3 separate regions of the Mus musculus genome follow, and regions 1 and 3 are each linked to region 2. A link is a loop called in an ENCODE intact Hi-C map of the cell type or tissue named here. Cell type or tissue: left cerebral cortex. All regions are shown on one strand. Links, peaks and the distances in the headings refer to the core of each region. The heading gives the core; the rest is flanking DNA. Region 1 holds the start of 4930449E01Rik (RIKEN cDNA 4930449E01 gene). Region 2 has its middle 44 kb from the start of Gm41239. Region 3 overlaps Gm6145 (a long non-coding RNA gene).

What was found. Peaks named below come from ENCODE experiments on the same cell type or tissue, not always from the same donor. Only the 100,000 strongest peaks of a DNase experiment are listed, where the experiment ranks them.
Region 1: a loop joins it to region 2, with 2.8 times the contacts of the local background. A loop is called at or near these places in 2 of 42 quality-filtered maps.
Region 3: a loop joins it to region 2, with 2.7 times the contacts of the local background. A loop is called at or near these places in 2 of 42 quality-filtered maps.

The regions. Positions count from the first base shown.
Region 1 is chr14:105,489,038-105,499,961 of GRCm38, reverse strand. It overlaps 4930449E01Rik (RIKEN cDNA 4930449E01 gene), which reads right to left and starts at 1,174. Exons shown (of 3, transcript NR_045921.1): 1 at 881-1,174. In left cerebral cortex, for the core only: no CTCF peak of the experiment used is centred there; DNase peaks (open chromatin) are centred at 2,634 and 4,601; H3K27ac peaks cover 686 bases.
Region 2 is chr14:105,773,703-105,784,626 of GRCm38, reverse strand. No RefSeq gene overlaps it. Among named protein-coding and RNA genes, the nearest start is that of Gm41239, 44 kb to the left of the region's middle. In left cerebral cortex, for the core only: no CTCF peak of the experiment used is centred there; a DNase peak (open chromatin) is centred at 5,050; H3K27ac peaks cover 2,275 bases.
Region 3 is chr14:105,624,390-105,635,313 of GRCm38, reverse strand. Gm6145 (a long non-coding RNA gene) reads left to right here. Exons shown (of 7, transcript XR_004691309.1): 3 at 4,500-7,936; 4 at 8,763-9,007; 5 at 10,593-10,878. Among named protein-coding and RNA genes, the nearest start is that of Mir6390, 6.1 kb to the right of the region's middle. In left cerebral cortex, for the core only: no CTCF peak of the experiment used is centred there; DNase peaks (open chromatin) are centred at 4,709, 6,031, 6,412, 7,117 and 2 more places; H3K4me3 peaks cover 233 bases; H3K27ac peaks cover 3,760 bases.

The DNA of each region.
Region 1 (10,924 bases), core at 2,050-7,049, 280 kb after region 2:
CAGCTTCTGATGTTCAGAAAGATAACTGTGTACACCCCCGTCGGAGAAGACGCTGACTTTTGTGTGGTTCCTTCTTGTGCCTGTCTTTCCCCTTCAGGGTTTAACTGAGTTTCCGACGGCCTGTCTCCGGCTGTGATAAATCAGGGGTTTCTTTTTCCCACTCTGGACTCCATTATGACATCACAGTAGCTATACAAACCCCAGAGTGAAGCAAACAAAAGAATTTTTTTAGTTCTCCTTCATTCAATAAGGCTCCATTTTCTGTCACACGACAACCTTTTGACCTGCATCCTAATGGCTCTGGTCACTCAAGGGCAGAAGTCCGGCCATAGGTTAAGTCTGTGCGCGTTTATGTTGAGGAGGGGTCTGTTTGTGCTCACTTCCTGTTGTCTGCTGGCACAATGCCATTGCTGTTCCGGAGCCATGAGATTCTGCTTCCTGAGTGAGCTCTTTCCCCTGAGATGTTAAAAGGAGGTTGCCTGTCTTGTCTCTGTCCCTTCAGTTAGCCAGGCCTTTTTGTCTTGGCTGCAGCTGAGCTGACAGTAGAGCCATCTTACCTTGAGAGGCTTGGGGGCGGGGCGGTGGGGGGCAAGTAATGCTGACTATTTCGTCGCGTTGCAACGGTTTCCCCGCTTTGCATTTCTTAACACCTGCTAGCCTGAACATTGCTTTAAAATGTACAGCTTCTGTTTGGTTCCTTTTTAAATGTTCAAAGCAAAAGCAGAACATAAACAATAGGCATATCAGGTAAACGCAGACTATTTGGGCAATAGTCGGATTTAAATACAGATCTGCAACTCCTCTCTCTCTCTCTCTCTCTCTCTCTCTCTCTCTCTCTCTCTCTCTCTCCCTCTCATTCTGTCTTCTCTGCCCACCTTACCTGCTCCTGCCTTCCTCCACACTCTCCCATTCTGCTTCAAGGAGAGGAGCAGACTGACCACTGCTAGAATGAATGCTACCAAGCTGACCAGTCGCAGAAAGTGTTGAGGCATGTGAACAACGATCCATCCATGCAACACACTCATTCAGCCAGCCAACCCAGCTGGCCTTCATCCCTTCCTCTTTCAGATGGGCCCAGGTTCTACAGGGTAAAGTCACTCAGCATTCCCAAAGCAGAAAGCAGTAGGTAGAGCAGATGAGTGAAGACCAGCCTGGAAAGGATATAGCATTCGTCATCCCGCACAGGAGAGACGTGGGGGATCTGTTCACACTCCATCTCCTGTCTTACCGGGGAGGGGGGGGGGAAGGGTCTCTGTACTACCTATGGTATGTGAGCAGGCACTGCACACTTAGGGGAGCGCTGCTCTCTGGAGTCCCATTGTCTTCAACTAATTCTTTAAAGGATAACGCAGAAAGGATATTTAACTTGGTACATTTCCAAAACCAGTGATTTACTCTCTCCACTAGTTTCCCAGTCTATGCCCTCAAGATGGGCATAGAATTTATCACTTGGCCTCTTCTTGGCTATGTAGACAGACAATATGGGATCCTCCCTTCCTTCTTTTCCTTTTTTCTTAAACCACAGTTCCAAATTATGCATATTCCTCTGTTGTGCAATCTCATGTTCCACTCCCCCCCCCTCCATATGCTATGACAGATCACTACAGCAGACCATTGTGAATGTCCCCCGAGGTGGGAAGGCTGCCTTCCTGAAGCAGATTAGTGATCATCCTGGAGTGGTTCCATGTTCCTTTTTCCAGGAGCCAAACCCGGATGCTTTTTTTTTTTAAAGATACTTTTAAAAAAAGAAATGCAGGCACGAATATAACTCGAGGAATGTTATACTTCCTGGTACCAGCTGTTCATCAAATTATGAGAAGAAACAGGAGGATTTATGATCCTTGAAATTTCATTTGAGCCCATGTTGTCACAGGGGTACTTCCTACCATATGCTCCATCCTTTTTGCAAGGTCCCAAGAAACCCCCCCCCCCCCCGAGAGCATGGAGTCCCGAGGGTTAATTTAATTTTATCTGTTTTCTTCCCATGGTAGTGAGAGAGAAGCTGCCATAGAATCCTCCCATTCCTCTTATTTTTTTTTTCTTCACATATAAGTGGTTCTCTCCTTAAAAATATAAGATTCTCCTTCTCAGCATGGTCTAGGATTTCTTAAATTTTCCTTCACGTGACTGCATAAATATAAGATTATGTCATTTTCATAAAAATGAACACAAATGGGCATAACCATATTAAACAAATTTTGTCATTCAAAGAATGACAAATATGTTTTCCTTCCCTTGTGATTCCTAACATATATATGGATATGTAAAATAATGTATGCATATGACATAAAAATAGAAGAGAAATAGCCTAGGAGAATAAGAGGAATAATAGAAAGGGGGGAGGGCAAAAGAGATAGGGAGGGCATAGGGGGCAAGGTGATCAAAGTATGCTTATATACTTGTATGAAAATAGCTTTATGTAACACATGACCACGTATCATGACTATACACAAGGAAAAAAGTTTTTATATATGCATATTTATGTATGTATATATAAATGCATACATATATCTATATACACACATACATATACATACACACACATACACACATACACACACACAATGCTGTGGCTAAAGAAATGACTCAGCAGTTAAGAGCACTGGTTGCATATCTAGGGCACCGGGGTTCAATTCTCAGGATCTCTCATGTGAGGTCTGACAGCCTCTTCTGGTCTCCAAGAGCACCAGGCACGTATGTGGTGCATACATGCAGGCAGAACACCCATAGCAAACACAGAAGTGGATGCTCACAGTCAGCTATTGGATGGATCACAGGGCCCCCAATGGAGGAGCTAGAGAAAGTAACCAAGGAGCTAAAGGGATCTGCAACCCTATAGGTAGAACAACATTATGAATTAACCAGTACCCCGGAGCTCTTGACTCTAGCTGCATATGTATCAAAAGATGGCCTAGTCGGCCATCACTGGAAAGAGAGGCCCATTGGACATGCAAACTTTATATGCCCCAGTACAGGGGAACGCCAAGGCCAAAAAGTGGGAGTGGGTGGGTAGGGGAGTGGGAGGGAGGGTATGGGGGACTTTTGGGATAGCATTGGAAATGTAAATGAGGAAAATACCTAATAAAAATTATATTAAAAAAAGAAAAAGTCTATGGGGACCAGGGAGTGGAATGTGATGGTTTGTATATCCTTGGACCAGGGAGTGGCACCATCTGAAGGTGTGGCCTTGTTGGAATAAGTGTGACCTGGTTGGAATGGGTGTGTCACTGCGGGTGTGGGTATAAGACCCTCACCCTAGTTGCCTGGAAGTCAGTCTTCCACTAGCAGCCTTTGGATGAAGACAGAACTCTCAGCTCCTCCTGCACCATGCCTGCCTGGATACTGCCATGCTCCCACCTTGATGATAATGGACTGAACCTCTGAACCTGTAAGCCAGCCCCAATTAAATGTTGTTTTTTTATAAGGAAAAAAAAAAAACACCCATAGCAGTAAAAATAAAATACGTTTTAAAAAGCAGAAGAACATAATTCTGCCACAAAAATCACCTAAGATATCTGGTGTTTATCATCAGTTTGTTCAGAAGCTAAATTACATCCCTGATCTCTACCATCTATTGCATTTAACCTCAACCTCACTAAGAGAAGATTTTGAAAAGCAGAGACTGGTAGAAGAATGAAGAAAGAGGGGAAAGTGGAAGCAGTCGACACACGAGAGAGAAGCAGCACCTCTGTGCAGTGTGAAGGGAGAGGACAGATATGATTCACGCCAAGGTCAGGCGATGTGTGATCACCAAGGACCAGACGGGGAAGAGCCAGAAGAGGGAGGAGCCAGAAGAGGGAGGAGCCAGAAGGGGAAGGCCAATGTGGTAGCGGTCCATGGGGACCTCTTAGGAAGAAAGCTTACTAGCTGTGCCCATAGTGTAGCAAAATGGAATCAAAAGACCTGCTTCATACAACTTCTCTTTTCCTTGAGGTTTCCATGTCTCAAATATGTGTGTAACTTTAGCTGTAACATGCGACACGCAGGTGCTTTTAAAGGATCAAAATGGAATGACAACAGCCATAGAATGGAGAAATCAGAGCAAGAGACCTATCTGAATGTACTATTCCGGCATCAGGAGTCAGCTGTCTGGATTCCCAATCCTACAATAAATGAAGGACAGCTGGAATCTTCACAAAACATCACACATATTCTGCAGAGTGCTGAACCCTGATGAACTTTGTGAAGATCCACTACCACTGGCCTGGCAATCATTTCTCTCTTTCCAGGTGAGTGAACAGGTGAAGAAAACATGAGAAAGAGTGATTGATTTCCTATACTGCCCAAGAAATTAATCGCATATGAGAGTTAAAAAATATGGAAGTACAATATATAATGGTAATCAGGGGGCATATTATCTTGTCTAATTTTAATCAACCCTTGACATATATAAATAGAGATTTAACTAGTTGACTGATTAGTTCTTTTTCAGTTTGTGTGTTTTCAAGTGATTTGTGATCTTTCTTTAAAAAAAAATGTCTTTCTCTCTTTCTTTTACGAATCTCTGGCAAGTTGACATACATATGGTGAACATATGGCCTGCCCCTAATTGATTTAATTCAAAGAGGACCCAGGGGAAAGCTCTGAGCACTATCTGTTTGAGAGCTTTGGGGAGTGTTGATTTCAGAGTGAAGGGTGAAAGTGTGATGCCATCATAGTGGTGCAACTGGAACAGACCCGGCATTACCCACACATGGCAGGGAGCAGCAAGGATATAAATCACTAGGGCAAGTGTGATCCAGCTCTCTGAACTGGCACAGGAGGTTAAAAAAAAAAAAAAAAAAGGTGATGCCTATTTCAAGAAAAAAGTACATATTTTGCTTACCCTGAATTTCCCAGGAGAAAGCACATTGCCTAACTAACAAGCACCCCAAACACACACACACACACACAGACAGACACACACACACAGACACTCACACACAGAGACACACACACACACAGACACACACACACACACACACAGAGACAGACACACACACACAGACACACACACACACAGACACACACACACACAGACACACACACACAGACATACACACACACAGACACACACACACAGACACACACACACAGACAGACACACACAGACACACACACACACACACACACACTTATAAATCAATTTGCCCACATTCCAGAATAGTTCAGTTTTCCTAGTGCATCTCCCACCTGATAGAGATAATTCTGTAGCTAAACTATGGCAGAAGAAGACTTGCTGGCTTGCACTCCCTCCCACAGACTGTTACACACAAAGCCATGTGTATATTGTCTGTTTGCTAGATAACAATCCAGGTGCCAGTAAACCAAAATCAATTTTAGTGGACTCTCTTTACTGTCCTCCTGGTTTGGCTCCAACACTAACGTCAAGTCCCTGCGTTGGCTAGTGATGAACTTGCTCATCTGAAGTCTATTGGAATCTTAAGAAGGGTGACAAGATAAAATTATAAATACATAACACCTGGCCAGAGTCTATTATTGCCTCACTTGCTTATTTATCTTGTGGGTAGGGGAAGAAGGTAACACACGCCACAGTGTACATGCAAAAGTCAGAGAACCACTTACAGCAGTTGCTCCTCTCTTTCTATCACACAGCTTCCGTCCAGGGATTGAACTCGGGTCACTAGGCTTGGCAGGAAGCACCTTTATCCACTGAACCATATTGCTGGTCCCCGTATTAGTATTTTCATGTCAGTAATTTTACATTCAAAGTTCATTTTGCCATGTGCCAAAAACAAAGGACATGACTGATATATCAGTACTTCTGAGCCATGCATAAGAAATCTATAGTTGATAGTCATTTATAAATTATATTTAATATATCATATATTCATAGTTAATATATGTATGAATATATGCACACGCACACATACATGTTATATATCATGAAGATATAAATTATTTTATATATTATAAACATATGTGATGCCTTAAGTTGCATGTTAGACATCATAAATTTAAATATTTACATGTATTTATATGTTATATTTTACTTGTAAAGATGTGCTATATATCATATATGGTATCTTTATATATGTTATACATGTTTTTACACACATATGATTTCATATGTGTACCTTTCAGTTCTTATTTCTTTTGCCTTTGTCTCAACACAATGTCATCAAGACCTTGGATGATCTCCATAAGTGTCAGAAGATAAATAATCTATCTCATCGTGGTAGTTACAACAGTAATACAGCTTCTGTTTACTTCATCTGTGCCAACTCCAGGCCATGATGTAAATATGTTTTCAAATAAGTCCTCTGTCTCGTTTAATCTTGATAATCTCCCTGAGAAGGATCTTGCTATTCTCCAGATCTCAAATTTGGGAGTTGCAGTGTGAAGATGCTAAATAGCGTGTTTCAGAGCAAGTGGTATTAATTCAACATTGGAAAGACCACTGGTACCCAACAGACTCTTCCAGCTGAGTTCAGAAAGTGTGCTTTCAAGATCCAAGCTCTCCTTGTGCCTGAGTTGGTATGACTTTACTCAGTCCTCTGTCCTTTACCTCATCCCTCTCCTGGAAGTAACTTCAAGCATTTTATGTTGATATAGTGAAATAGTAAGAGCCCTATATTCCTAAATAATAAAACAGAGGGGATAGGGGCAGAGACATCTGATTGTGGCAAACCACCACAGCCAAGAACAGAGTGAGAAAGAGCCAGAAAGCATTTCTATGATGTCTTTGTCCATTTTGGTGTGCCTGGGAATGTCTCAGAAAAAAATTACTATTTCTCCCAAATAACAAATTTATTGAGTCATCATCAAATCCTTTCCAGTGGATTCAAGTTTTATAGCTTTGATTTTAAGCTTTTTTTTTTTAAACTTTTTTGTTGTTGTTTGGTTTGGTTTGGTTTGGTTTGGTTTGGTTTGGTTTGGTTTGGTTTGGTTTGGTTTTTCGAGACAGGGTTTCTCTGTGTAGCCCTGGCTGTCCTGGAACTCACTCTGTAGACCAGGCTGGCCTCAAACTCAGAAATCCACCTGCCTCTGCCTCCCAAGTGCTGGGATTAAAGGCGTGCGCCACCATGCCCGGCTTACATATTTTAAAAATCAAATGTAGTGGCCTCTCTATTGTCCTCCCTGACAGTAGGAAGAAACGCTTAGGGATCCTGCTCTGTGGTGTGAGCCTGAGCACACGAGGGCATTTAAATGTCTTAAAAGTCCACTATGGAAAACCGCAGTCAAGCTTGAGCTCATACATCAAAGATTCCATTCCTGAAGCTTATAGGACCATAAAATCTAGAGGAAAAAAAAGCTTGATAGATTTCTCTCTTGGGTATTATGACAATATACTTGTCCTATCCAGTGGCACCCAAAATGGGAGAATTTATCCAAATGTCATTTTAGAGCTAAATGCTAGTTACCCAATGGAGGTACAAATATTTCAATATAGTTTGTTAATCAACTGGAACTTGGTCCTCCATAGTTCCTACAATCAAATGCCTAAGATGGACACACACTGTACATTGAAGAGTTTCTGCATGGCCATGTCACAATGACCTAAGTAAACGACAGGAAGACTGAAGACCCGTGGAGCAGCCTCTTCTGGACACCTAAGGTGCCATCTTTATTTGAGAATGAAAACTCAATGGAACCTTGGAGTCTTTCTATAGAATTCCTTCTACCCAGACACCATAAACTTCCCTTTAACCACCCAATACAGTCATCATAGCAGAGTTCTCTACCCAGTCCAGTTTCCAATACCCCTTTACTATAGGCTGCATCAGCGCACTCTGACTAATCATGATTCAAGGTTTGAAAACTGAACTCTAGACCATAAAAGTGACACCTAAGCTGGTCTCTGTTGTTGCCTGGTGTCTTGAAGGAAACTGGATAGGTCTACAAGGCAATTCACACAACAGAGGCTGCTGGTCCTTATTTCTATAATCCCCCTGTTAAGGAAGGAAAATCCAGGTCAATGTTGGCATGGTGAACAATTTACCTTCTCTTTTTTCCATAAATGTCTCCACCTTTCACTAAAGCCCATCTATCACCGACACAAATTGCAGGTGTTAGAGCCAGACATGTGACCCTAGGAACATCTTTGCCATTTCTGAATGACCTATGCATGCAACAGTATGTCCTATAGACACAAGCAGTCTGGAATTTTCTAGAAGGAACACAAAACCTTTGTCATTAGGCTGGCTTACATGTCAGCCCTTATGTCAGGCTACTGGTATCTGAAGTGCTCTGGTTTTCTCATCAAGAGGGACCTGTCACATGAGTTGAACACCTGAGGACAGGGCATGGAGTTGATGTCAGTGCCCAGGTTCCAAAGCTGAACTGGACTCCACGTAGTTCCCTTGTTTAAGGCTGCTCCTGGCTGCAAAACTGAGGGCCTCTGATCACTGTGTTTTAGTGTCTGTCCCACTTCAGCACACCATTGAGTCTGAGACTTCAACCAAGCAGGGTGATAGTAACTGATTCCAATGACTATTGAGGGTTTCTTTGGAGTTGACTCGATATTAGATACCTTGGAGAATATTTCTTTGAAGAAAATGATTTTTTTGTATGTTTTACTTAGAAAATTGATCATATTCTTGTCCCCAAATCAATGATGCCTTGTAAATATTGTAAAAGTGTATGTATGTTTTGATATACACAAGCCTTCTGTTGATTGCCATATTCAGTTTGACGTTCAGAGGTACAAATTAGCTCTAGTAGAGAGACAATAGATAGCAGGAAGAGCTCAGCCAGCAGGACTCACTAGAGATGACACGAAATTATTATTTGTCTGATTGAAGCTTTTATCTAAGTAAACAGAAGTCATTACCCAGTCAGGATTTGTGGCAAGATCTAGAGTTACCCAGGGCTCTTGAAGAAAATATCCAGAAGATTTTCAGAAGCATTTGGGACAAGGGGGCTCAACATCTCAGCCATTATATGATGTATTATCGTCAAGACAACTGAGGTCTGAGAAGCAGTTTAACTTAAAACCACCACCCAACAGAAAATTGCCACTGCTTGAGTCACTGGGTACCGTAACATCCTTAAGTCTGTTGTTTGTTTGTTTGTTTGTTTTGGGACAGGGCATGACAATGCAAGGAGTAGTATTTTCATAACCAATTAAATTTAACAAAGAATGTAGTCCTTCCTTCTCAATTCAAACTGCACCAAATAAACCTCCAAAAATATTTCACGCAGCGAGTTTTGTTTTGCTTTATTCTTCTCATTCTCTCAGCACATGAATTATTAAAGGCATACAACCGACTGTAAAATCCAGTCTATCCCCAAATCCCATAGCCCGTCATGCTGGAAGCTTTAACCATGTTTTGCAGTTGTAGAAATGATGAGGATCCACTCTATAGACACCTGTAAAGCCCAAGCATGAGACAGAGGTGGCCGGGTTCAGTCTGTGATCTTGCAGACATCCTGAAAGAGCTAGTGAGGGCTCCAGGGAAAGGACTTCTGATGTGAGAAAAAGTATGTGGCACTGTGTGGAACAAGAGTCAAGGTTAGTTTCTCATAAAACAGATACTCTCTGGGTACAAAATGTAGAACAGTTCTACTGGGCTCTTCCTTCATCGAAGCCAGTAGAATCTCTGTACCTAGCATGGTTGGCTTGTTCAGTAAACCCGTGTGGTTACCAAGGTTACTGCACTGAGTTCTGTAGCCTCCGCAGCTCTATCTTAGTATCTTTCCTCCTGCTCCTTCCAGACTTCCTGCATTGTCACACACTAACTCCAGAGGACCCCCACAGAGTGCCTTTTCTCTCTGTCATGTCAGCTCCTCCCAGATGACAGGGGAGAATCTTACTGCAACATATTGTTCTCAACATAGTTTTAATATCAATCCCTTTCATTCTCAGAACGGATCCATTTTTAGAGGATAAATTATAGGGTTATCTTTTCTGGATCTTACTATTCTCCATTCTCCCTTCCTTCTTCCATAATATCTATTTTTGTATCAACCAAACATCACATTGCTAAGCGTGCACACCTTCCTCTCAGAGGCTGGAGCAGGGGGACTGAATTCAAGCTTCAGCTCCATAACAAACCCCTATCTCAAAACAAACAAAACTAAATCAAAAACCTCCCAGCATGAATGTTTCCAAATTCCTACTCTACCCATGCGCTTTCTACTAAGTGCTAACCATCTCAGCTCCCTTGTCTGTTTGATGTGAGAACCAAGCATCTGTCAAGTTGCCTTCCCTTTTTACAGCAGCATTGCAATGTGTGTGTGTGTGTGTGTGTGTGTGTGTGTGTGTGTGTGTGTGTGTGTGTGTAAGCAGTTGAGACTAAGATCTCAGGCATGCTAGGCAAGTGCTCTACTACCAAGCCATATCTCCAGCTCCCGAATTATAACTTTTACTAAAGATATTCCATAAAGCTTGAGATCTTGAAGTTGTATTGCCAATTATCTATTATGTCCCATAAATTCTGCTAGGTCAGGATGTCCTAAGCCTACCATTCTGCTTTCTCCTCAACCTGAAGCATCTTCAGTCCTGGTCTTCTCTCGTAGACCACCATAGCTGCTCAGAAATAGACCACCATAGCTGCTCAGAAATTAGCAGTGATTCCCAAGGAATACTAAATTAACTTAAACTCCCTATACTGGCTCTTGGGGGCTTTTACAATATAGCTTCATATTAACTTACTGCTCTAAAAAATAATAGTCCATTGTTTCATTATCCATTATAACTGCTTGTGTTATGAATGCTAATATATTCCCCCCAAAACAAAAACTGTTTACACAAGTGCGATGGCACTTAGTTTCTGGGAACCTTCCCCTGGTTGGTTCTGACTGGTAAATAAAGATGCCAACAGCCAATAGCTGGGGAAGACAGAGAGAGGTAGGGCTTGGGACCAGGAGCAGGAAGAGAAGGGGGAGATCCGCCATGCTGGGAGAGTGTGGATGAGAGGAGAGACGCCATGCCTGAGAAGAGTGCAGGACAGAGAGGCAGAGCTGCCCTGTAAAGGAGCCC
Region 2 (10,924 bases), core at 2,563-7,562:
TGTCCAGAGTTATCTTAACCATCTATTTCCAACACCAAAAACTAATGTTGGGAGATAGGGATACATCTCAGGTGATAGAGCACTTACTTAGTATAAAGGAAGTCCTGGGCTTGAACCCCCTAACTTATCAACCAAGTTATCCCAGCACGTGGGAGGTGGAAGCAGTTGGATCCCGAGTTCAAGGTCATCCCTCAGCTACCTAATGATTGAAGGCTAGACTGGACTACGTGAGACCTTGTCTTTAAAAAAAAATGTACAGAGAAAATGTACTGTTAGGTTTTTTTTCCCCTCAACTCTAAAATGGGTGAAATTTCTCTGGTTTCCCCCTTCAGGAACCCTGCGATGTCTGCAGACCTCTTCCAGGAGTAGCAAATGAAGCATTCAAACTATGCTGAAGACCCTATTCAATAAGGACTCAGAGTTCACTCATTTAATAAATACGTAATTTGTATAACTTTGATTAGAGGTTCATTTCAAATGAAAAGCATGCTCAAATGACCTTTCTGTTTCTACATGAACACTCCATGAAAACTCAGCATTAAGATGTCTGTCTCAATCAAAGAAACAAAAAAAGATGTCGGTCTCATGTTTACTTGATGGTAAAATATGTTATCAGTTTTAATTAAGAGATTAAGGAAGTGAGCTACTCCACTAACATCTTGATTCCATATTCAAAAACTTCCATATTTATTATTCTTTAATATTTTGATTTTAGTATTTTTAACGTAAGTCAGTTGATCTAGTCTGTTGAAATGTGTTTGAAAATATATATTTACATACACATGCATCTGATTTACAGGATCAAGTAGGTCATTGTTATCATATTTACCCTGCACAGATATGTAAAACAGTATCTGTCATTCTGGGCCCTTTTGCACAGAGTCTCAATGAATGCAAGAAGAGCTTTGCTGAGGAGACACACATGTGTCCTATTGAGCTACAGGGGTAACATTTTCTAGGGGAAGTGAAGATGTTCTTTTTTTCAGCTGAAACTGAAAGAAACGTAGGTAGAAAGTGGGAGGTATAATTACGTGGTTTCGAGTTTTGTCAGGGTACTGGGATTCTTGCTTTTTATTTTTAAAAGATGTGCGAAAGAGTTTTTAACTGTACAAGGTGCACCAGGAACTTTGTTCTTTTCTTACCTTTTCACACTGCACGTTTGCCTAAGGCCCTTTAAATTGAAACTTTTCATCAGGCAAGTGAGGCATTATGTTAATCTCACCTATAAAAATATTTTGGGGGCCTGTGTTCAATCCCCATGACCCACACAGTGGAAGAAGACAATTGACACCAGGAAGTTGTGCTGATCTCTACACATGTGCCAGAGCACATGTCAGTATACGTACAACCCCCCCCCCCCCAACACACACACACATGAGCATGCAGAACAAACAGCAACAAAGTATATTTTTTAAATAAAACTCTCTCTTTTCTCAACACAAATGGCAAGGGTGGGTTCTATCCTCGCCCGAGGCTCTTCTGTTCCATTTGAAATTAATGCAGAATCCACTTCAGAAAGACAGTTGCAAGTTTCCTTAGAGCTAAAACATCCCCTTCATTTCATTACAGGGACAAACACCCCTGAAAAGTCAGAATTAGCAGAATAAGGAGATGACTCCATAGGGTTCTCAGATAAGACCCAGGCTTCTGCCTATGGGGAATCAGATCTCCCGGCTCTAACACTGACCTCAGCCCATTGAAACAGAGGGAGTACCCAGTGCGTGATAATGATTTACAGTCTTCTCTCAATCTTAAATCTGGAACATAGTGGAATAGACTAGGAGCAGAAGAAGTGGGAGCCTTATGAAGAAACACAAATTGTAGTCTGTGAGTAGCTTTGTGTAGCACGCTACGCAGCTTAGATCTGTGGCAAAGAACAAGGAGCCTTAAGGGTTTTAATCAGTGCAATGGCTAGATGTCATTTGTGTCTTGGAAGTCGGCCTCTGGTTACAAGGAAGAGGAGGATATAGGAGAGAGGCTGGAAATAGCCAACACCACCTTTGAGGCTCCCCTGTCTCCTTTAAGGAAGCATAGCCTCAATAGGATGATTATTTACTTGCTCTACGCTTCTTTCATGCCCTATCGTTGTTTGAGAGAAGTAATAGTCCTGACAGAAAATGGCAATAAACTTCTAATTGGTTGTTGTTGTTGTTAAGGCTCCTGCTGCTTTTGTTGCTGCTGCTGCTGCTGCTGCTGGTGGTGGTGGTGGTGGTGGTGGTGGTGGTGGTGGTGGTGGTGTGTGTGTGTGTATGTGTGTGTGTGTGTGTGTGTGTGTGTGTGTGTGTGTGTGTGTGTGTATGATGTGACAGTGTTTCTCTGTGTAGCCTTGACCTAAGACTCACTTCATAGACCAAAGTGGCCTCGGACTCAGAAATCCTCCTGCACCTGCCTCTCAAGTTCCGGGATTAAAGGTATTATAAAATAATATAGTTAAATAATTAGAACAATCCCATAACCCCTAGTAGGGTTATAGGATTATTATTTAGTGAACTAGAAGCAGGAATTGAAATTTTACCAAGCAAAGTGAGAAGAAAAAAGTTCAGAACCAGATGGTTTTAGATTAGCATTCCATCAGGCTTTCATAGATGAGTTAACGCCAATACAATTCTAATTAGTCCACAAAATAAAAACAGAGGGAACATTGTCCAATTTATTTTATGAGGCCACAGCTGCTGTGATATCCAAACCATATGAGGACAAAGAACTATGGAACAATTTTTCTTATGAACATAGATGCACAAATTCTCAATAAAATACTGGATAACCAAATCCAAAAAGACAACCCACCATGATCAAGTAGCCTTCATCCCAAAGATGGAGGGATGGTTCAACCTGCACAAATCAAAAAATGAAATTTACCATGTAAAGAAACTGAAGCAGAAAAAAAATACATGATTATCTGGTTAGATGCAGAAAAAGCCTTTGAGAAAATCCCAAATCTCTTCATGATAAAAGTTCTGGAGAGATTAGGGATACCAGGGACATAACTTAGCATAATAGAGGCTGTTTACAGCAAGCCCATAGCCAACATTAACTTAAATGGAAAGAAACTCAAAGAAATTTCATCAAAATCAGAAAAATGCCAAGGTTGTCCTTTCTTTCACATCTACCCAATATAGTACGAGAGCAATAAATAAGTCAACTAAAGGAGATCAATGGGATACAAACTGAAAGGAAAGAAGTGAAAGCATCCTTACTTTTATATTATATGATATTATAGATTATCATATATATGATACATATGTATATAATATCATATATATGTATGTGTGTGTATGTTATCTTAAAGATTTCACCAGAAAATTCATACACCGATATAACATTTTCAGCGAAGTAGCTAGCTAAAAATATTAACTCATAAAAAAATCAGTAGCCTTCCTACCTATGAAATACACATGGACTGAAAAAGAAACCAGGAAAACCAAACTTTTTTTTTTTTTTTACAATAGTCTCAAATAATATAAAATATCTGGGGATAACTCTAACCAAGCAAGTGAAAGATTTGTGTGATAAAAAAAATAGAAGACCCTGAAGAAAGAAAGTGAAGAAGATCCCAGAAGATGGATAGATCTCCCATGCTTATGGATCAGTAGGATTAACATAGCAATAATGGCCATTTTAACAAAAGCAATCTACAAGTCAGTGGAATCTCCATCAAAATTCAAACACAATTTCTCACAGATCTTTGAACAGACAACTTTCCACTTCATATGGAAACACAAAAACCTCAGGATAGCTAAAATAATCCTGAACAATAAATGATCAACTAGCAGTATCACCGTCCCTAATCCGAAGTTGTACTGCAAAGATATAGTGATAAAACTGCATCCAAAAATTGGACACCTTTATCTATGGAATCCAATTGGAGACACAGACATAAGTCTACACACGTATGGACACCTGACTTATAAAGAGATGAGAACTATGCAGTGGAAAAAAGAAAGCATCTTCAACAAATGGTGCTGGCCATTTCAATCTGTAGAAGAATTAAATAGATCCATGTCTATCACTCTGAGCAAAATTCAACTGAAACGCATCAGTGATGTCTGCATAAAATCAGACACACTGAACCTGACAGAAGAGAAAATAGGAAATATCCTTGACTGCATTAGCACAGAAGACAACTTCCTGGACAGAGCAGTTAGTGCAGGCACTAAATCAACAATTAATCAATTGGATCAAGCACTAAATCAACAATTTATTAACTAAAAATAAATGGGATCTCACGAAGCTGAAGAGCTTCAGTAAGGCAAAGGACACTGTCACTCAGACAAGAAGGCAGCCTACTAAATGGAAAAAGTTTTTTTTTAATTTTATTTTATGTTTATTTGTATTTTTATTAACTCCATATTTGATAGAGGACTAATGTCCAAATTATATAAGAAACTCAAGAGACTAGATACAAAAAATCCAACTAACCTAATTAAAAATGGGGAAGAGATCTAAACAGAATTCTTAGAAACAGAAATTCAAATGGCTGAGAAACACTTAAATGTTCAACATCCTTAGCCATCAGGGAAATGCAAATCAAAACTATTCATTTGAGGCTCTACTTTGTCGATGATGCAGACCACACTGTGTGTGTATGTGTGAGTATGGGCTGTGTGTGATGTGTGCTGTATGTGTAAGTCTGTGAGTGTGTTAGTGGTGTGTGTGATGTGTATGTGTGTGTGGTGTGAGTGTGCATGACTGAGTGTGTAGAGTATGTATGGTATATGTGATGTGTGTTAGATTATGTGTGTGTTTATTTAAGTAATTCTAGCTCGCCTAAATATCTGACGTTTCTGTTTTTAAGTATATGCTTGTGAAAATCAAGACCAGCTCAAGAGCAGGATGAGGGGAAGCATCCAGCCACCTACATGAAGCTGGATAAGCCACAATTTTTTAATTTGTATTTTTCTACAAGTGGCTAACATAATGTTATAATACTCGAATTCAGACTCAACAGATTTTAGGCATCTCTTGGAATCAGAATGAAAGCTATTTTAGCCCTGAATTACATAAGACTTGGAATTACATAATACTTCACGGGCAATGGTTCTGAAAGCACTTGGAACCTCTGTGAGACCTGAAGCTATTACAGCCAAAGGAAACTCTCGGAACAGAGGGAACCAAGCCAGAAGGAACCGGAAATGAGGAGCAAGTCTGACAGAGAGCTACCAAGAGCCTACAAGGAGCTGACAGGATGCAAAGATTAAGCAACAGATTTCATTTTTTTCCTCTATTTTTTTTTCAATTAAATTTCCCCAGGAGTCTGTGGTTTTGAGCATTATACAATGTAGCTGTGTTTGAGTACCTCAAAATAGGAAGAGGCAGGGAATTTTAACACTGTCCTGTGAAGATCATTAATTAGAGCTATAGTATTTACTATTTTAGGGGCTCATGGAACATTTAGGGTAATCTAACTCTCAACTTCTGACAGTGAAATGTATAAAAGTGTAATTACACACACACACACACACACACGAGTTCTGCCAGGGTTTCAGGAGTCACATAATTTGTCCCTTGTCCCTTGGTCCAGGTATTAACCTTGATTGAGTACAAACCATGCCAGATATTCAGCTAAATACTTTATCTGACTCAATCTTCATGATCATTATATGATACAAATATCTTGATGCAGTTTGGAGGGGTTAAATAACATGCTCTGTCTTGCACAGATTGAATGGAGGAGACAATATTAAAACCAAGGCAGGCTATTTTTCCAGTTCTCTGCATTCCTTAGTTGCCTATGGTCCTCAGCCTAGGGTTGAGGCTCCCTGAGTCTTCTCCCTCTCACAGTTGCATGTTACTGGTGTCATTATAGTTCAGGTCTAGGTTCGGTAGTCATGCTGATGAAACTTTGCTGGTGTAACTTCAGGGGACCTTTCTAGGAGACACAATCCCACAGCAAACTCTCCGACCTTCTGGCTCTTACAATCTTTCTGTCCTCTCTTCAGTAAAGATCACTGAAGCCCAAGGAAAAACAGCTCTTATACAATGTCAGTGGTCATCCCTGAAAACATACAGGCAAAGAACATTATATAGAATAAGAAGATCATATTTATATATTTAGGAATATATATATGTTAATGTATTTACACACACATATATGTAAGAACACACACACATGTAAGAATAATTAGACAAAAAGAGGCCATAAATCTGAGAGAGACAGCAAGGCTGAGGATATATGCAAAGAATTAGAGGGAGGAACAGAATGGGAAATGATGTAATTCTATTATAATTAATCATGCTATTATAAAAATCAATGAAAGTTGGCTCCAGAGCCTAAGTTCTCTTCTTCATTTATCATACTAAACATTGAAACTAGGCTCTCCCTTGTGAGTGGGAGACAAGTACCCGGTCACTGTGCTGTACACCCAGGTACCAGGCTTTTCCTCACCCACTGCCCTAGTCATCTTTATAACTGGATGACGTCGGATGATGCAGAAGTAAAACTCCACCAAGAGCAAAGAGAGTTATGCCTCCATTCTCCTTCCATATGTCTCATCATGGTCAAAACAAGTTAAATAAATCTTTTTTTTGTTTTGTTTTTTGTTGTTGTTGTTGTTTTTTGTTTTTGTTTTTTTTTTTTTAGTTTTTTGAGACAGGGTTTCTTTGTGTAGCCCTGGGTGTCCTGGAATTCACTCTGTATACCAGGCTGGCCTCGAACTCAGAAATCCGCCTGCCTCTGCCTCCCAAGTGCTGGGATCAAAGGCGAGCGCCACCACACCTGACTAAATAAATCTTAAATAATCTTAAGGAATAAGGAAAAAAAAAAACGTATAGAAGAAAATCATCCCTAGCCAGCGCCTCTGGGATAGGTTTGAACATTGCAAAGTTAATTGAACGACTGTTTTATGCAAAAACTGTCAGGGTTTCACATGCACTGTTTCACTTGATACCAAACAGTATTACCCTATCTGTGTTTTAAGGAGCAGTATATAGGCTCAGGGAAAGAAATAATTGACTCAAAATGATGTAAACAATGATCACATAGTGAGAGTGGAGATTATAATTCAGTGTCTTTCACTGAAACCCATGTTCTTTTTTTTTTAAATTTTTTTATTAGGTATTTTCCTCATTTACATTTCCAATGCTATCCCAAACGTCCTCCACACCCTCCCCGACCCACTACCCCACCCACCCACTCCCACTTCTTGGCCCTGGCGTTCCCCTGTACTGAGGCAGATAAAGTTTGCACAACCAATGGGCCTCTCTTTCCACTGATGGCCAACTAGATACATATGCAGCTAGAGACACGAGCTCCGGGGGGTACTGGTTAGTTCATATTGTTGTTCCACCTATAGGGTTGCAGATCCCTTTAGCTCCTTGGGTACTTTCTCTAGCTCCTCCATTGGGGGCCCTGTGATCCATCCAATAGCTGACTGTGAGCATCCACTTCTGTGTTTGCTGGGCCCCGGCATAGTCTCACAAGAGACAGCTATATCAGGGTCCTTTCAGCAAAATCTTGCTTGTATATGCAATGATGTCAGCATTTGGGGGATGATTATGGGATGGATCCCCAGGTATGGCAGTCTCTAGATGGTCCATCCTTTTGTCTCAGCTCCAAACTTTGTCTCTGTAATTCCTTCTATGGGTGTTTTGTTCCCAATTCTAAGAAGGGGTAAATTATCCACATTTTGGTCTTCATTCCTCACTCCAAAAAATCAAATAACCCCATTAAAAATGGGGCTCAGAGCTAAACAAAGAGTTCTCACCTGAGGAATGGCTGAGAAGCATCTGAAAAATGTTCAGCATCCTTAATCATCAGGGAAATGCAAATCAAAACAACCCTGAGATTCCATCTCACACCAGTCAGAATGGCTAAGATCAAAAATTCAGGTGACAGCAGATGCTGGTGAGGATGTGGAGAAAGAGGAACACTCCTCCATTGTTGGTGGGATTGCAAGCTTGTACAACCACTCTGGAAATCAGTCTGGCGGTTCCTCAGAAAATTGGACATAGTACTACCGGAGGATCCTGCAATACCTCTCCTGGGCATATATCCAGAACATGTTCCAACTGGTAAGAAAGACACATGCTCCACTATGTTCATAGTAGCCTTATTTATAATAGCCAGAAGCTGGAAGGAACCCAGATGCCCCTCAACAGAGGAATAGACACAGAAAATGTGGTACATTTACACAATTGAGTACTACTCAGCTATTAAAAAGATGAATTTTTGAAATTCCTAGGCAAATGGATGGACCTGAAGGGCATCATCCTGAGTGAGGTAACCCAATTACAAAAGAACTCACATGATATGTACTCACTGATAAGTGGATATTAGCCCAGAAACTTAGAATACCCAAGATATGAGATACAATTTTCGAAACACATGAAACTCAAGAAGAAACCCATGTTCTTAACTTTCTGTATTGTCCAATTTTGGGGGCAAAATAAATATTTATTTTTATGTAAAATATCTCTGTAGAAATAAATATTTTTATTAGATATTTTCTTCATTTACATTTCAAATGCTATCCTGAAAGTCCCCAATACCATCCCCCGCCCCCGCCCTGCTCCCCAACCCACCCACTCCCGCTTCCTATCCCTGGCATTCCCCTGTACTGGGGCATATGATCTTCACAAGACCAAGGGCCTCTCCTCCCATTTATGGCTGACTAGGCCATCTTCTGCTACATATGCAACTAGAGACACAGCTCTGGGGGGTACTGGTTAGTTCATATTGTTGTTCCTCCTATAGGGTTGCAGACCCCTTTAGCTCCTTGTGTACCTTCTCTAGCTCCTTCATTAGGGGTCCTGTGTTCCATCCTATAGATGACTGTGAGCATCCACTTCTGTGTTTGCTGGGCCCCGGCATAGTCTCACAAGAGATAGCTGTATCAGGGTCCTGTCAGCCAAATCTTTCTGGCATATGCAATAGTGTCTGGGTTTGGTGGTTGTATATGGGATGGATCCCCGGGTGGGACAGTCTCTGGATGGTCCTTTCTTCTGTCTCAGCTCTGAACTTTGTCTCTGTAACTCCTTCCATGAGTATTTTGTTCCCTATTGTAAGAAGGAGTGAAGTATCCACACTTTGGTCTTCCTTCTTCTTGAGTTCCATGTGTTTTGCAAATTGTATCTTGGGTATTCTAAGTTTCTGAGCTAATATCCACTTATCAGTGAGTGCATATCATGTGAGTTCTTTTGTGATTGGGTTACCTCACTCAGGATGATATCCCCCAGATCCATCCGTTTGCCTAAGAATTTCATAAATTCATTGTTTTTAATTGCTGAGTGGTACTCCAGTGTATAAATGTAAAATGTCTATATATAAATAAATATTTTTTAAAAACAGACAATTCTGTCATGTCTAATGGTACAGGGCTATAACCTCTGCTGTCCACAAGGCCGAGGTAGGAGTGTTGCAGGTTCAAAGGCCCAACTCCTCTATAGAAACAAGTTAGCCACCAGCCTTGGTAACTTAGTGAGGCTCAATCTGAGAATAGGAATAAATAAAATGAGAGCTGGCTCAATACAGAAAGGAAGAGAACAGGGGACTGATGGACTGACACTTACAATGGTCCCCTTTTCTGGCATTATGTTGGAAACACCTGGTCATGTCAGTGCATTCATTAGTCACAAATATATTTTTCTGGACTACCCTGTCATCGTTGTAGTTGTCATCAGCATCATCATATATGTTGGGGTGGGGCACACAATTGCCAGGGATTGCAAATGGAGGTCACAGGACAATTTTGTCGTATCACGTTTTTCCTTCTTTTCATAGGTTCCAGGGTTGGAACTCAAGCCCCCTAGGCTCACAAGCTAAGCACTTTTGCTTGCTAAGCCACCTCACGGACCCCCTAGGGACTACGCATTAATGGCTGTAGTATTCTGATGAAGACTGGTATACTCCTTTAATGTTGGTTGCGATTCTACACCAGTCATTCCCTTCTCTGTAAACCTCATGCTTCCTTTTGGTTGAATGGAGATGCAAGCATTGACTGTTTTACCGTAGGATGAGCACTGTGTGAAGAATGAATGAAATATACTTGAGTAAGTATGTCGTTTACCTTTCTGAAAGGAAATTAGTTTCAGTAGTAGAGTAGCATGGTCACTTTTTGCTATTACACTGGGACATCATTTCCAGTCTATCCCATGTACAGAGAGGTCTGTGCTGTTTCTTTGGGGTTGGATACAGAAGTCCATGACTTTGATTTGGGAAGCTGAGACAGAAAGAGTATATGCTCAATGCGAGTGTAAAGCCACATGGCAAGAACGTCTAGACTAAACCACACGTAGGTAATGCTTCTCTGCAGTCTTTACCAGAGACTATGACTGGGGTGGGGGAACTGAAGGAAAATAAAGGAGAGGAGTTGCCACTTTATTGTGCAAATAGTGCTAAGTCCATTAACAAGACTCTTTCGTTTAGACTCACATGTTTTCACTGTACTTTGTTTTATTTCTTGTGCTAAGGACAATACCTAAGGGTCCACTCATCCTAAGTATATGGCCTATGGCTACATTGCCACTTCAGCCTATTTAGAGTTAGATAATGAATTTGATGCCAAAACCAAATTAGCGCTAGCTAATGTCCATGTAGTCCTTTTAAAAATTGAGATTTACATATGTAAATTACTCCTGAGAATAGAGGGACGACGGGAGATATTTCTTTAATAAGATTAGACTTAAAGGTTTATGAGCTTACGTTTGCATTAGCCGGCAGGTCATCCATTTGAGCTACATCGTTGCTATGCTTGATGAGTCAACATAGGCATAGATGTAATTGTTAGCAACCAGGCATCCCCACCACCTGCCCCAGGGACCCAGTGGCAGCGGTGTGTGTCATCACTAGCTGCTCATTGCCGTCATATCCTCGCCCTGCGCATGTGTTACGTCCTCTTATAAACAGCCAGTCCCTCCTCTCCCTGCTCTGTTCCTTCCCTCCATCCTTGGCCAGAGGTCGCCTTCGTCTACCTCCTACCCAGTAAAC
Region 3 (10,924 bases), core at 2,914-7,913, 150 kb after region 2:
GCTGAAATTAAGGAATAAAATTACTGTTTTAAGTTACTTTACAAACATAAAATATATTCAGTTCAAGAACATGCAAGTTAAATGTCTGATTTCAAATTAGCTTTGCTCCCTCATCTGCCTGGTTTTGATTTTCTCAAGTGGATCCACGAGGAGATGTGATAGGATGGGAAGCCATGAATGGGACGCTCAGTATGAGATCTGGATCCAAGTCCACTTTATTCTAAACAGCAGTGTACACTGCCTGTTCTTTCCTAGTTCCCAGGAATGTGGTGAAGAGCAACTGTAAGCGATAAGATTGTTCCCAGCGCTAATAAAACTTTGGAGTTAATTAACTGAGAAGAAGGTAAAATGAAATGTTGTTATGAGGGCTAAAGTTGTTTTTCTACCTTTTTGAAAATTATTTTTTATCTGTTGAAATTATAATATAATTATCATCTCTCCTTCTTTTTGCTCCCCTCCCAATCCTCCATGAACCTACCTTGCTCTCTTTCAAACTCATGGCCCTTGGCCTTTTGTTATTAGTTGTTGGTGGTGATGGTGGTCATGGTAAGGTAGGAAGGGAAGTGGGAGAGAGAGGGGAGGGACAAAGGAAGAAAGAAAGAGAGAGAGAAATCCTAAATACATAAACACAGCCTGCTAATTCTGCATAATGTTACTTGTATGAATATTTTTTCAGGGCTAACCACTTGGCCATTTGGTTTTGGATAGCCAAGTGGTATGGTCTTCCTGGGAAAAAGTACTTCTCTTGCTTTTAACATTCTTTAGTTGCCAGTAGGTCTTTGGTGGCATTGAGTTTTTGTGAGCTTCCCCTCATCCACATTAGCATGTCTATTGTTGTTATCCTTAATCAGCTCATGTTCAGGTGGCCATGCATCTGACACTTCACAGGTATCACGCCTGACAGTTCTAGGAGACACAATCTTATAGCAATCTCTTTGATCCGCTGAGTCTTTCTACCCATCTTCTGAAATGATTCCTGAGTCTTAGGTGCGGGAGTTTAGTCGTAGATGTGTCTACTGGGACTGGTCTCCAAAAATCAGCAGATTGATTGGCTGTGAATTTCTGATGGTCCCTGCCCATTGCAAAGAGGAGCTTGCTTTGAGGAGTACACATATGTTGAAGATTGGAACTAGGAAACTCAGATGAGAGAGGACATATGATGTTTGGCTTTCTGGGTCTGGATTTCCTTCCTCAATATGACCTTCTCCAGTCCCATCATTTATCCTGCTGGATGTTAGGTATTGAGTTCTTTTTCAACCTTAAGAAATTAGCTTTCTTCATTCATGAATAAATATATTGCCTTAGTTCAGTCAAAAACAACATGATGATCTTGTAGTTGTCTTTGATAAATTTAATTGAATAGATCACAAATTAACATACTAAAATTCCTGTCTGAAATGAATGACAGTTTATAATTTATAGTCTTCAGAATTTTAGACTGGGTAGGTAGCTCAGTGGTTGAGTGTTTTGCCTAGCATGTGTGAGGACCTGGCTTCAACTCCTAAAACCATGCAGAAAGTGGTAGGGGGTGGGTGTGTGGGGGGTGCTAGGCTACAGATACAACTTATTCAGTAGAATGCTTACCAAACATGCACAAAGCCCTTGGTTCAATCCTCAACACCACATAAAATAGGTATGATAGTTTTACAGTTCAGGAGGAGGAAGCAAGAGTATTAGCATCAGAGGGTTAAGACTAGCCTCAGATATATAGCAAGTTTGATGCTAGACAAGAGACTGACTCAAACAGAATGGAATCTCTATATATCTATATAATAAGGCATATATGTATACATAATATATATTATTGAATATTTCAAAGTATTTCAAAGACTGAAGGAAACCTGATGTGATACTATAAGAAATATAAGGATGGGGACAGCTGAGGGTTGTACAGTGGATGTAATTGTGATTTCCAAGGAGTGTGGGAGAACAGAATAATCATGAGTCAAATGATAGATACAACTATATGCTACTGGAGGGAGGGTAAAGGCCTCAGAGGAAGGCAAGGGTGCAATTGAAAGGAAGAGAGATAGCATCTTGATGTTTCAGGGGCAGACTCTCACCTTGGACATGAGTAGACTCAAGCTTTTTTGATACATCTCCCAAGTCATGTATTCACTCTGAGCCTCAGTGTCTTTTGCCCTTCAAAGAGGGGGCACCGATAGTAACTCTTTGCAGGTTTCACGTAAGGAAATGTGTTTTACCACAAGTGCTGTACAAAGCATGGAACCTGACACTGAGGAAACCACCAGGAACAGTTAAACATCCTTTAAAAACACATCTAGTAAAGGACTTTCAGTGAGAAAAGGAAGGTAGCCAGCAGCTCAGGAAAGAGGAGGGGAGGACGGTCCAGGGAAGACATTGGTTTTTGCTTAGATGATATGCTCTTGAATAGCAGGAATGACCATGACAGATCTCAGAGACTTGATGCTGAGAAACCAAGGATGCTGTGTCCACTAAGAACTCTGAATGTCAGGGATGGCAGTGGCCTGGGGAGTCTCCAGGACACTCTGGAACCTTGGGCTGTTATCAAGTGGCCGTCAAGGGAACTCACAAAAGGATTCAAGAGCCCTGGTCAGGGGTGCACCTCATGGACCACTCCTTAACCAGAAGCAGGATAAGCTGGAGAACTATCAGTCTTTGAATGTTCTGTCTACATTGTCCTAAATTTGCTCTTGGGATTTGACTCAGTGTGTAGGATGGCAAAGAGAACAAACCTCAAGAACATCACAAGAAAATGTAGGAAAGATAAATGTGTGAAATGGAACAGTACAATCTGTAAGAGAAACGGGCACTTCAGAGTGTATGTGGAGCCAGGCGTGGGCCTGCTATGCTCTGCCTGGTCCAGGGAGGAGACTGCTTGGAAGGATCCTGGGCCGGACTTTGCCTGATAGATTTACCAGAGACCAAGAGAGGGAAGATAGATTACATGGCGATTTTGTAAAGTACAAAGTTGGTTACATATATCTATAAATAAAGTTTAAAGTCCATTGTGGGAGGGGCTGCTGGAGAGATGACTCAGTAGTTAAGGGCCCTTGCTGCTCTCCCAGTGAACTCTTGTTTGGTTCCTAGCACTCATGTTTGGCTGCCCACAACCACCTGTAACTACAACTTCAGGGCATCTGAGGATCTCTTCCAGCCTCTGGAAACACTTGCATTTATAGGCAGATACCTATATAAATGCTCATGTGCATGCACGTGTGTGCATGCGCGCGCGCGCACACACACACACACACACACACACACACACACACACACCTTCTAAAAATAAATCTTTATTTGTCATGCAATGAGTCACGATAATTACACTTTCTTACACTAGTACACCAGTTTACAGAGCATGCCAGAATCTTCTTTAATTCTTATCATACACAGGAAGATAGTGCTCGTTTTGTTCCTGATCTTGCAAATGAGGACAAAGTCTCAAAGGACTTTAAGTTGCATGCCCAGGGTGGCTCTGCTGTTACTGAAACCAGCTGCCTCGGTATTCATTCATATTCAGCAAACATGTAGTGGGTTCCTCTCCTCTGCCAGGCGCTTGGCCCGAGGCTGAAAATACAAAGACAATGCTCAAATGAATTCACAGAAAGCTGGGGGAAATACATCCAAAAACATGATTCAAATATAATGAAGCTAAAAAAATGATACAAGGTTGCATGTGACATTGTTAATTGAGACTATACACAAAGGGGACTGGGAACCTAAGCTGCTTAGGACAGGTGTCACCAGAAGCCCTTACAGAAGGAATAAGTAGGTGTTTAGGGGAGGAAGACAGAAAGCTGTTCAAGGCACTGACGCTCCACACAGAAAGCCATGGGAGCTCAATAGCACATTCTATGATGCCAACCTCAGAAATTAACAGCCTTGAGTTGCAGGTGGAAGGTGCAGAAGCCAAATTAAAAACAGTCTTTTCAGGCTGAGCTCAGGAGCCTGAATTTCCATGCTGTAAGTGGCTGGGATCCACTGGAGGATTTTAATTGTGTAAGTTGACAAGATCAGATTTGCTATTCAGAAAGCACACCCTGGCACAGATCGGTGGGTGGAATAGAAAGTGGTTGCCCTGGAGACAGGCAGACCCATTAGGAAGCTCTGACAAAGATCCAGGAGAGAGAAAATGAGGATAGTGGTTGGAGGAATGAGCAGATTCAAAGACATTTTAGAGGTGGAACGGATGGTCGGGAGACGCTCATTCAGTGTAAATGCTGAAGGAAAGGAAGAACCAAGGAGCGCTGTGGTTTCCAGCTTGGATTTCTATATGGATAGTGAATAATTAATGAAGATGTGGCGGGCGGGCATAATGGGGACTTAAGAGGGAGGTAGTTGTAGATGGACGTGATCAATATACATTTGTTTAAATGTGTATAACTTTCAAAGAGTAAGAGAATTATTATTTTAATAGATCAAGGTATAAAATACAAAAAAAAGTCAAATGGGGGGGGGGGTTTGCTAATGAATTCATATGTGACCTGTTGAATTTGATGTATCTTTTGGACTTGTAGGTGAAGAAGTCACATGTGGTGAATATATTATCATCAGAATGCGGAGCAATGAAATGTAAACAGATAGGAATCGTCACTAAAGCTCCAACTGCAGCCTCCGGGTGCCATAGCTTTTGCACCATCCATTTGCACCATCTCTGCAGTAAGTCCTAGCTCAAGCCTTACTCCAAAGTACAAATTAGCATAGCAGCTCAGTCAACAATGCCTCCGAGCTTCTGGAAAGAAAGATGCTCAGTCACCATAGACCCAGAATTAATGAAAAGTCACAGAAATAATAGCTCCATTCTCTACTTGCTTCTGAACCTCAAATCAGTGGTTGGCAACAAGGTAAGGGACTTACAGAAACTGCTGAAAGGACTTTCCGGTAAATAGAGCGCCAAGAGGAGTTTGCTTTGGATATCTGCTCTGACTAAACCATATATGTGCTTGTGCTACAAAACCTCTAGTTCCCATTCTTGACCTGAATCCCTTTTCTAGTTGGGAATTTCTTGCTTCTCTTTTTATTTTTTTTTCACCTGATCAAGTTACAAGAATTAGATGATATATATAGATACACATACATACATACATATATATATTAGATATAATTCGCCTATATTTCAGCTAGAAGATAACTTTTGGAGAAAAACAATTTTTTTTCTGCTTAGTTGTGAGAAAATGCCAGCAACATAAATTTCAGACCTCACAAATAAGAACCAATTTTTCTTTCAATAGAAATGAGCGGAGTGTTCGAGTAGAGAATTGTCACTATCAATACTTGCCCAAAAGACTGAATGGTCATTATCTATTCCCAAGTTGTGATAGATATGAAACAAGCAATACCATAATGTTTTGCTTTCCTCCCTCTCACAGGGAAGGAGCAAGGGGCTTTGAGGGAGCCTTCTGAGAGGAGGAAGACCATACTTAATGCTAATAACACGGGGAAGACGGAGACTGGGGATTGCAGTACAGAGTTTTGAGTTTCCAAAAAATTTTTGATAATGATCCTGTTCTAGGGATTTGATGAGCGACAAACATAAAAATTTTAAAGTGATCCAGAAACCTTTAAAACGAGATCTATCATATGACAAATGCTCATAAATAGCATGAGGATTAGATAAAAGAGGTTACTGACTTCCTCAAGGTGCCCAGAAAATAACTGACAGCATCCCAAGAACACAGTCCTTACTGTCCAGTACAAGCTCCTCTTCACTGTCCCAAGCCACACATGTACTCTGAGCACACGTGTTAATGAGACTCGTATTGTGTAGTAATTCTACTCTGAAGTTTGTTGCTTTGGCCTATGGATAGATTGAGAACCTTCGAAGCAATTAGCACCAATGATTGTTAGAATGAGAGGAGCAAGGTTAGTGATCTGCTCTAAAGAAGCAAGTGGCACCATGCTGTGTGAGCTGACCATTAGTCAGCATCACTTTAACCCAGGAAAGCCTGCTGCTGAAGTGGCCTAAGGTGATGAATCACAAGGAGCATCTTGCTCTTGACTTGGCTGCCATTAAAGTGATGCCAAGCACCACATAACCAACTGAAAGGCGTCAAGGGGTTGGCAAGCCACTTGCACAACAGAGTTTGATGTTAAGCATCTGGGAGTTTCCAGCATATGAAGGATACATGGGGGTTCCGAAATTACCTACATCACTGAGCACTGTACAGCTGTCACTTAATATTTAAACTGGATGAGAAATCACAAAAACTCTGGTTTCTCAAAAGCAGAACTACAAGCTGTCAAAGTTGTTGGGTCCTTGGAGGCTATCCCAACTTAATTACTTATTTCACAAATGGAGAAACGTGCCATTATTCATGTGGGCAGAAGAAAGAATACGGAGCTAGAATCCTTCCTGGGTATCTTGTTTTAGGGGATTATAGACATAGACTCTTAAGGAACACCATCTGTGCAAGAGGCACAGCGCACTGACTAAATGCATGCTGAGAGTCTCCTGGTTAAATCCACCCTCTTCCTGTTTCACTTCACATGCAGATGCTGGAAAGGGTAGGGACCTAATGAGAGGCAGCAGTCAGCCCCTCCCAGCTGTTCTTGCTCTAACCACATCCTGGTCAGGTGCCATTATTCCCTGGCTCCCCTGACTTATTCTTCACACTGTCCTCACTGATGATGGCTTTCCTAAAGCACTGTTGCCCTTCCAAAAACACTCCAACAAGGCAATTTATAGCTGACCTATGTTTTTCTAATAATGTTTTCTCTCCTCTCTTCATCCTGGAAATCCACGTGTCTCAGTTGCTCTCAATCACTGCCACGAGTCTGGTGATGCGCTAAGCTCGGGGCAGGATCTCAAGGGCTTTGAGGTAAATAAGGTACCCTCTGTGGGCTCTGTTTCAATTAGATGCTAGAGCAATTGTCATCATTTTAGAGAACAAAGATACTGTGATCGAAAACCGTGAAGGCTGCTGTCTATGTCATGCTTGTCCCTAGTTTACATGCATTTTCCAGATAACCAAATCCAATAAGCCCTGAGTGCACCCTGATCCCCTCTCCACTCCCGTGTCAGCTCCAAATGGATGGAAGATGACAGGAAGGAACTAGCTGGGACACAGAGCAAAACTTCTAGAGTTAATGAGACAGTAACTCTCATCTTAGTTCCTGATGAAGGACCTAAAGCTGTTTGGTGTGGCTAGGAGCATATGATTTTCCTGAGGGACCTGTTAAACAAGTCCCATCTCTCTTGAGTTTCAGCTTACATAGCCAGAAAATAAATCCTTTCCCTGTTCCAAGCAAAGTACTAGGACATCTTGCTTCTCTTGCCTCTACAGACAGCAAGATGACTTCATGGCTTTCTCTTTCACCACAGTCACTGGTGCTCAGTACAAATGAGACTCACCTTAGAAAGAAAGAAAAGAAAGAAAGAAAGAGAAAAAGAGGGGGAGGGAGAGAGGAGGGAGGGAGAAAGGGAGGAAAGAAGGAAGGGAGGGAGGGAGGGAGGAAGGAAGGAAGGGTGGATTTGGAAAACACACTTACAGCCTCCTAGAGAGGAAATAGGCCGTGAAACCTAATGAAGAAAGAACCATAGACCAAGGTCACAACAGCAAAAACAGAAAGAAAAAATATGAGCACATTACTTCGTAGAAGTAATACATAAAACATCTGCAGCAGAGGCATTATCTTCTACTTAATGAGCTAAATGCATTATTTATTAATCCTGTTATATGTGTGTATCAGAGGTCAGAGGGAAACTTGTAGGAGTCGATGTTCTTATTCCTTGTGTCTGGAGAATTGAACTCAGCCTATTAGGGTTGGTGGCAAAGGAATAGTTATAAACAGACCACCCCCCCCCCAAGCGACCACATGTAACTCATTGATTTTGGCAGGATGTCTGCATCATCTGTATTGACCTGCTCCCCAGATTAATACCGAAGCACTGCAATTTCTTGAGGATTATCCACCTAGGAGGAAATGATACGCTGGCCCATCCATAGTAGTCAAGGTATGTTCAACATCAAGAGAAGGTTTGCTGTGTAACAGGTAAGAACAGGTTTAAAAGTGTGGCTTTATATGATAGCAAAGCACAAATATTCCTAAGTATTACTGTAGTGTTCACAGTAGTCAAAATAAAGAATTAGCCCAGATGTCTGTCAACACATGAATTCCTTAAAAAAAAAAACCTTAGTATAAATACCCAGTGGAGCTTTTTGCAGATATATAAAGAAAGGATTGTGTCATTTTCAGGAAATAAATGAACTAGAGGTTATTGAGATAAGAGAGACTCAGAAAAAAAAAACCACTAAATTAATTGAATATAATGTTCCAGAAACATTCACATATGTAAGACAGTTGTAATAAAGATGTCATCACTGAGAGTAGAAATAGTATTTTCTGTGAGTCCCTGTGAGTCTATATGAGCTGTTTGTAAAAATAACAATAATAAACAAACATTGAATCACCCCTCACGACTGCATTTAAAGTTGATTAGAAGTTAGAAGTGAAGGTTTTGAAGGTTTTGTGTAGGATATTGAACTTTATAAATGAAGTTGCACGGGGACCTGGGTGTGGCTCAGTGGTAGAACACTTGTCCATATGCATAGGGCCTTGAGTGCAGTCACGCACACACAGAGAGACATGTGCAAACACAGCATAATAGCTACTTCAATTTTCAAAATCAATATATAGGTAAAACAATCACAGCTAATTATCAGAAAAGTTATGACCTAAGCATTTAAAAATATTAACCTTTGAGCATGATGGAATCCCTCCACAGACACGCAATCCAGTTTTGATGAATCAGGGCTCAAAGGATTTTGTGTGCTCCACAGAAACAGTCTGAGATCCAAAAAGTGGCTTAAAAGAGGGAAAAGTTAATCAAAATGTCTGTGAAGCTCTGGCTTCAGTCTCTCCAGCGAGGCTTTCTGAAGCACAGCTCTGATAGAACTAAACCCAATGAGACACCGCCTACAAGAGGAATCCAGCGTGTGAACGAAGACTAAAAAGCAAAACAGCAGCGTCTGGAGTGGACAGCTTCTCTCACTCAGAGAACTGTAGCCTCAAATTCCTGGCAGAGGTGAGACTAGAACTCAGTCTCATGGTATTGCCTACAGTTAACAACATTAGTTGAATTGTGTGTGTCTTAATTTCACTTATGTAAATGGAATGAACAGGTAGACATGGTAGTGCGGGTCTGTCATTCCGGCACCAGGGAGGCTGAGGCAGGATAACAATGTGTTAACATTCCACCTGATTTATACAGTTAGTGTCAGACTAATCTGAGCCATAGGCTGAAAACTTGTCTCAAGTCAATCAACGAAGAGAAGCATAAAAATATCCCAACCATCCTGAGATTTTCAGTTTTATAAGTAAAACAAGTCTAAGTCCAACATGAGACTGCTATTCAAACAAACAAACAAACAACAAACGCTGAAGATGGGCCCAGGAGGGTCCTGCCATTACTAGCAAAGGGCCGCCATTACTAGGTCAAGGCCTAGACTCCGATGTGATTGGGTTGAGCAGGCAGCATAGGCCTCAGTTTGCGGAAAATGAAAATGCAAGGTGCCTTTCTCAAAGTGATTTTGAATTTTAGCGGCTAGAGAGAGCAGAGTATCAAACCACGATGAAGGGCTTCTAGTTATCACACACACACACACACACACACACACACAGAGAGAGAGAGAGAGAGAGAGAGAGAGAGAGAGAGAGGGAGAGAGAGAGAGAGACTCTGCCTTCACACTTGCTGACAACAAAAATCACATCGTCCTCCACACTCCCTGTGAGCACAGGAAGGACTACGTGAGGTCTCTGGAGTGTGATAAGCTTCCCATAGGAGACTAACCAGGAGAGAGCATCTATATACCGAATCTTAACTGTGCCTTTGCTTCTCAAAATGATAGCCTGCTGATGCAAGGCTGTGATTTCCTGAATATATTCCCATTTCTGTTGCCAGCCTTGTATTCCCTAGGTTGTCCAAAAAAAAAAAAAAAGTTGTGGATGTGATGATTCTTTTTTTTCTTTTTATTATGCTTCAGTGAGCTTTCAAACTTAGCTGGTCAGAAATAATGAATTTATGCGCGTACACACACACACACACACACACACACACACACACACACACACCTAGCCTACCTTAATTTTATCAGTTAATAAAGAGAGCCAAACTATTCAGAATATTTAATACAAAGAACAAAAGAGTGGCACCGCCTGAAGAATGTCAGCAGTGTTTTCAGCTCCGCCGCCCGCTCCGCCCTGTCTTGTTTTGCACTTTATCTTCCTGGAGCCTTTCCAGGAGACAAATCTTTCCATCAGAATCTTTGTGGGTTGAAGCCCGTGTCCTGTCAGGTTGTGTATCAAAATTTCTGGTGAATTTTTCCTCCTCAATATTTCAGACCTATAAAAAAGATTTGCAAAGGCAGAACTCTAGATATTATAATCACTCCAAGCACAGAAAAAAAAAAGTGGTAAAAGTTTTTCTTTTTCCCACTGCTAAATACAGAATGTTCCTCTGTTAGGTACCCTTAACACTGACAAAGCATATATTTTTGTTTTATCTGAATGAAACAAAATGTAGACTTAAACATTACATTTCAGAGTACACTCTGCTATTTCTTACTATTCGAGGAACATATTTCACAAAAGCAATATCTACTCTTATTTAGGTTTCTTGGAAGAGAAGAATGAGATTGGATCTGAGAAAATGTGGCTGGTAATGAACTCTACGAAGGGATTTTTATACTCTCTCTTTGGCAGTCCATCCTGTGAAATAATAATGAGGTTGGAGGATGGCTGCTAACCATCCCTTGCTTTTCCGTGCCAGGGAACCACCATCTCAGATGGTAGAAACCACTCAGAAGGATCAACTGCTGCAGACGGGAAGAGGAGCAACCTCGTGAATAATTTCGTGACAGGATATTGCAGGAGGGACTTTGTCCAAATGTGTGCAGGGTAAGGGCAGGGGCTATATATGGTAGAATTAGTAGCCGACCTAGCT